Regions from separate parts of the Homo sapiens genome. Here region 1 is linked to region 2. A link is a contact called in ENCODE Hi-C or POLR2A ChIA-PET data. All regions are on one chromosome and are shown on one strand. The core of a region is the stretch at or near the end of the contact, and the rest is flanking DNA. Distances in the headings are between cores, read along the strand shown.

Region 1 (2,700 bases), core at 111-2,610, 560 kb before region 2:
AGCAGTGCCCGGTAGAGACCCAAGTCAAATGTGGGTCTCTGTGAAAGGGGATTCACTGGCTCATGTAACTGAGGAAGACACAGGTGTGACTGGGATATGCTAGCACCAGGATGGAAAATGCTAGGGAAGGATTCTGATTGGTGCCTGCATCCGCAGACCAGTCACTGTGGACTGGCAGGCAGGGCTGTGTTGGCTCCCAGGGGATTATGTGGCAGAGACTGGCTGTGGTAGGTTGCAATTGTCTACCCTGCAATTTTCTTTCCGTTATTCACGGCAACTTGCAATGTGATGTTGTAGCTGTCCCTATCAAGAGGAGAAGTCTGTTTTCCCAGGCCTTGAATCTCGGCTCGTCTTGGGACTTGTTTTGACCAATGAAATGAGGCTGAAGTGATGCTGTACAATCCTGAGGCGACCATTTGAACAAGCCCAGGGAGCCTCACTCCAGTTAACTGCAAGCCAGCTACCAAATATGCGAGTGAGGCCATTCTAAACTAGCCTGCCTGCTGGCCTCAGACACGTGAGTGAGCCCAACTGAGATCATATGAGCCTGGCCCAGTCGACAGAACTTCTCACTCAACCCACAGTCTCAGAGGCAAAAATGAATGGTTGTTTTAGGCCATTAATAATAAATAGCTGTTTGTTCTGCCGCAAAACCTAACTGATACACTGTCTAAATGTTCATTTGAATCCATGGGAGCTGATAACAACTCTGCCTTCCAGTTCAAAATGACCAGGCCAGGGAATGGACACAGAACCCAGCTGGAACAAACAGAATCCTTCCCTAGGACTCTGTCTCCTGTCTAGGCACATAGCTGAAGTGCCTTTCCCTGGATCTTTGCCTTCTCTCTGAAGACCCTCCCTGCTACCTTTGTAGTTAGGTGTAGCTAACTGAAATTGTAGGTCAATCACAGTCATGAGATTGAACTCTAGCCAATAAATGTGGGCCTGGCCCATAAACTTACTCTCTATGGGATACTCCTTTGGTTTTCCTCATCTGCCAGCTGAATGCAGAAAATTTTAAGGAGAGCAGAGCTACCAGATGAGAAGGACCTGGGTTAGTGAATGACCACATAGACAGCGTCCAACCAGGGGCACCCACATTGGGCTGTGACATGGGCATTGTCTTGAGCCACTGATAGTTTGGTGTTTATTACAGCAGCATGGCCTGGCTCACATATCAGAGAGGGGCAGTAAGAGGCGCAGAGTGATGCTCAGAAGAAAGCGAGTACGGTTCCCTGAAGAAGGGAGGGGTGACGGGCAGGCAGGATGTTAAATGTTCACTCCAGAAGGAAGTTGTGAGCCACCTCGAGTGTCAGGCTACAAAACCAAACCACAGAGAGTCTGGGGAGCTGCCAAAGATGGGGCCTGCCGTCTCTGTGATGTTACCAGCAGCACTCTGGCTGGGCTGGTCTGTCTTGCCTCTCAGGGAAGACACTAGCTCCAGGGAAGACTACTAGGTGCCGGGTGGTGAGGGGAAGACACCGGGCCCTGGGTGACAAAGGGAAGACGCCAGGTCCTGGATAATAAGCAGTAGTAATAGGAAGAGAGGGTTCCCAAGACCACAAAGCTGAGACCCTGTTTCTGTTTGACATATATTTCCGTTGTTAACTGACATCCTTTTAGTTAAAAGCTAGAAAGCTTCTTTTGTTCTCATGACAAGGTTGACATAAGACTTAACTTTTGATATAAGCAAAGTCATAAAAAGAAAAAGGGAAATCATGCAGCCTGGAGGGGAGGGAAAAAGTCAAAGGCAAAGACTGAGCCTAGTAACAGAGATCCACTGAGAGCAGGGGAAGAGGCAGGTCAGGCCTTAGATCCAGCCGGGGCCACAATGGCACCTGCAATCTTTGTGCCTCAGGTCAGATTCTTGACTGGGGCAGGGGTAACATGATTGGTCACTGGCCAGCTAGTCCTTCGCGACACGTGTCCCTCCTGGTCTAATGGGCTGGGGTCAAGGGGGGTTTGGTCATGTGGGTCAAACATGTCTGCCCTTCTGCAGCGGCAGATGGCAGTTTCCAGGGAAGGAGGATAAGGGTGCACAGGCATTCCCAAAAGTCTAGAGTGGCATTCCAGGAGGAGGGGCAGACATTGGCAAAGATATGGGCATGAGAACAGGGTAGTGTGTTATGGTGGCCAAAGACAGCATGTTCAGGGCTGGGGATGGTGGCAGATGGGTCCGGTCTTGGGATCTGCAGACCATGGGTATTTCTGCTTTAGGCAGGGACTGGTCTCTCCAGCTAATCTAGAGGTATAGAACTTGGTGGTTAAGCTCCAGAGTCTCACGGGGCTGGGCTGCATTTCAGTCCCGCCACTTAAACCAGCATTTGGCCCTGGGTCAGAGGTCAGGGACTGGGGACCACTGAGGCAGATGCAGCTCACACCTGGACTTTATTTAGGCCATAGGTGTCTGTACACATTTTTGTTTGCTTATTTGCAACTTTTTTTAAAAACCTGCATTTCTAGATTCTCTTGGAAAATCAGAAGTCTAGCAACAGCTGGGTCTGCATTCTCACCTGGCAACAAACACCCAGAGAAGCAGATGCCCCTTGGTCACAATCAGTGCTCTCTAGTTGTCACACTCTCTGCTTCTCTCAGCTACCTGCCCATACTTGTGCCCTTGCATCATTAGCACTCAGCAGCAGCTTTTGGTTCTGTTTTGTTGAGCAGAGAAATACTTTTTTTGCAGCCAGGTGAAGTTGA
Region 2 (2,861 bases), core at 132-2,631:
GGTTCTTTGAGGCCTTAGGGGACAGAAGGGGGCAGAGAGTTTCCTTGAGTCTTGCCTTTGCCCTTCATCCTGCCTGGACCTGAGTTGCATACGGATGAGATGCTTAGAGCTGCAGCAGCCATCTTTTGACCATGTGGCAGCAAACAAAGGGCTAAAAGCTAGGACATGGAGGGAGACCAAGTGGAAATGAGGGCTGAGCCTGGGTGTCTGCTGGGGGTCATTGGGCCTCTGAAGGATCCAGGGCCTTACTGCACTGGAGTTTCTGTAAGTGGAGAGCACACGGCTTCCTGCCTCAGCACTCCCTCTGGTCTCTGCTGCATGCACCAAATCCTTCCTGATGGTACCCGAGCTGGGCCCCTGCATCTCACTCCAGTGCCCTGGTTTTGCTTTGTGAGCTGCTTCTCCTTTTTTAAGGCCTAACCCAAAGTTCCTTTCCAAGAAGTTTCCTTTGACTTCACCTCACCCCACCCTGACCACAGGGCTGGTCGCCCACTCCTTTGCATAGGCACAGCACACTGTGCACGGTCCTTTGTAGCCCCCACCACACTGATTTGTAACTCTCCATTTTCCTGGTCTGTCTGCAGACACACTGGGAGGTTCTGGCCTGTGGAGGAGCCCATCGAGGTTTGAGTGAGGGAGCCGACAAAGAAGTGAATGCAGGAACCATCACTGGCAACAGAAGCAATGGTCCTCCATGTGTCCTTACATCACTGAATCTTCCCAGGGGCCTTGTGAACCATGACTGATGCTCACCCTCATTTGCAGGTGAAGAAACTGAGGTCAGAGAGGACAGGGTTAGGTCTTTCCAGGTTGGAGGGAAGCCTTTGGGCCACACGGTAGGCAGGTTGGCTCCAGCCCTGCTGTCCTGCCTGACTCCCAGGCCCTGTGGGGCCTCTTCCTGCTGTGGGCAAGGCTGCCTGCAATCAGGCCATTTGCAGGGCAGTGGGTGGCAGAGCCAGGTGCTTGGCCTGGGGCAGCAAACAGACCTTGCTTGTCCTGTCACAGCTGCCCCAGGGAAGGGTTCAGAGGCCATTTTATCCACACAGATGGGGCTGGGGCCCATCAAAAAATAAGACCCAAGCAAGGCCTGCCGGGGGATGAAGTCATGTGGAAAAACACTCAAGTCAGAACAAAACTGTCTTTCTGAAAACGACTTCATCACGTTGCCAGAAGCGTCAGATCACTCTGCCTCTCACCTCTTCCAGCCCGCCCACAGGAGCGGGGAAGACCAGTTCCTCGGGTCTGGTTACATCATTTAGGCAAAAATAAATGTTACAGAGACCCACCCAGGAGGTGCTGGGGAGCCAGTGGCTCCATCTTCCCCCACGGCCCTGGCCTCCTCTGACCCACCAGGCTGGGAAGTCCTGGAGAGCAGGCTTGGGCTTTCTCCAGCTCTGTGTGCCCAGTGTCAAGCGCAGAAACAGAGCTCAGCTTCCTTTTGTCAGAGTCTGGCAAATGAAACTAAACTAAACTAAACTAAAATAAAATAGAATAAAAAGCACTCAGTGAATGCATACGTTCATGCATTCAGCAAATTCTGCTTCTACCAGGCACTGTGCCGGCATTGAAGTTACGCTTGCAGAAAGAAGAAACAAAAGATTGAAGGAGTGAAGGAATAAATTCCTCACTAGGGTGACAAGGCACAACAGAGCAGGATGGGCCCCACAGAGGTGTAAAGAAAGCTGAGTTCCATTGCCTACTCCAGTAATACGTTTCTACTCAACAGAATTGTCTTGAGCAGAAGATCCTGGCAACACGGTGAGCACCTAGGGATTTAGGGAAGCCACTCTAGCACTCTGGCATTGATTGTCCTGGCAGGAGACAGATGACATCAGTTACTGGAGTTCCCTGCTACAATGGAGATACGGCCAAGGTGATGTGGGGCATGCGGGAAGAGGTGCTGGGTGGGCTGGCCAAGGAGGTGGACCTTGGAGAAGAACATACCAGGCTGTCCAGGAGACGTGGGGAAGCTTTGGAGGTGGCATGGAGCTTGGAAAAGGGCAGACAATTCCCTGTATAGGAAGCACAGGCAGTTTGAAGTAAGCAGCAAGAGATGGGGTTGGTGAGGCAGGCTGGTAGCAGGTGAAGGGGAGAGTGGGCTTCGCTCTATGCTGAGTAGGGAGCTATTGGAGGGCTGACGAAATAGAGTGTCCAGCTCAGGAGTGCATTTCAGAAAAGCTGCTCCAGCCTGGAGGGCAGTTTGCCTGTAACAAAGAGGTCTCCTTAGAGGTCCTTGGACCACCCCAGGATCTAGGAGTAGAGCAGCGGCAAAGGGGATGAGAATAAGACAAAGGATAGGTAGAAATGCCCATCACTGAGGGGACTTGGAGACCTACTGGATGAGGGGACAAATGGAATCTGAGGTTGTGAGTTAAAACTGTGACTCTAAGGCAATGGCAAAGAAATTTAAAATAATGGGGGCTGAAGAAGTAAAAGCCCAGGTACCTGGTCCCAGGTTGGTCTAGTAGCTCCACAAACATCAGAGCCCCAGATTCCTCCCACCTTTTTAGTCATACCCAGCCTTGAACATGCGGCCCAGAAAGGCTGTTCCAACTCCCGTTGTCACATCTGCAATCCACTTAGTGGAATGAAAGAAAAGAGGGAGGGGGGCGCACTCATTCATCTCAAAGATATGACTTCGAATTCCACACATCTCTGCTCACATCCTATTGGTAGAGCTTAGAGGCAAGACCATACATAGCTGTAAGGGATGCTGGAAACGGTAGGCTGCCAAGTGCCCAGCTAAACATTCTTCCATTGTGGAACATGGTGGGGGATGGAGCTATGGGAGGACAACTAGGGAGGTTGTGCAAGCCCAGTGGCCACTCTGAGCTTGATATTTCTCATTTACAAAACATATT

Evidence for each region. Hi-C counts contacts between places; a loop is a spot of excess contacts on that map. ChIA-PET counts read pairs that join two places held with the same protein, here RNA polymerase II (POLR2A). Pooled maps may share reads with other maps.
Region 1: a loop to region 2 is called in a pooled map, with 2.9 times the contacts of the local background. The contact joins two enhancer-like sites. A Hi-C loop is called at or near these places in 1 of 168 maps with a recorded cell type or tissue (breast epithelium) and 3 of 50 pooled maps. POLR2A ChIA-PET finds 5 or more read pairs at or near these places in 1 of 52 experiments (H1).

The regions. Positions count from the first base shown.
Region 1 is chr10:79,322,016-79,324,715 of GRCh38, reverse strand. No RefSeq gene overlaps it. Among named protein-coding and RNA genes, the nearest start is that of PPIF, 24 kb to the left of the region's middle. RefSeq lists cis regulatory regions at 1,053-1,553, 1,076-1,576, 1,096-1,596, 1,103-1,603, 1,057-1,969. Within about 2 kb of position 1,360, at least 14 of the 41 ENCODE cell types and tissues checked have a DNase peak (open chromatin) inside an H3K27ac peak, as active enhancers do.
Region 2 is chr10:78,762,261-78,765,121 of GRCh38, reverse strand. No RefSeq gene overlaps it. Among named protein-coding and RNA genes, the nearest start is that of ZMIZ1-AS1, 300 kb to the left of the region's middle. RefSeq lists an enhancer at 1,085-1,164. Within about 2 kb of position 1,381, at least 11 of the 41 ENCODE cell types and tissues checked have a DNase peak (open chromatin) inside an H3K27ac peak, as active enhancers do.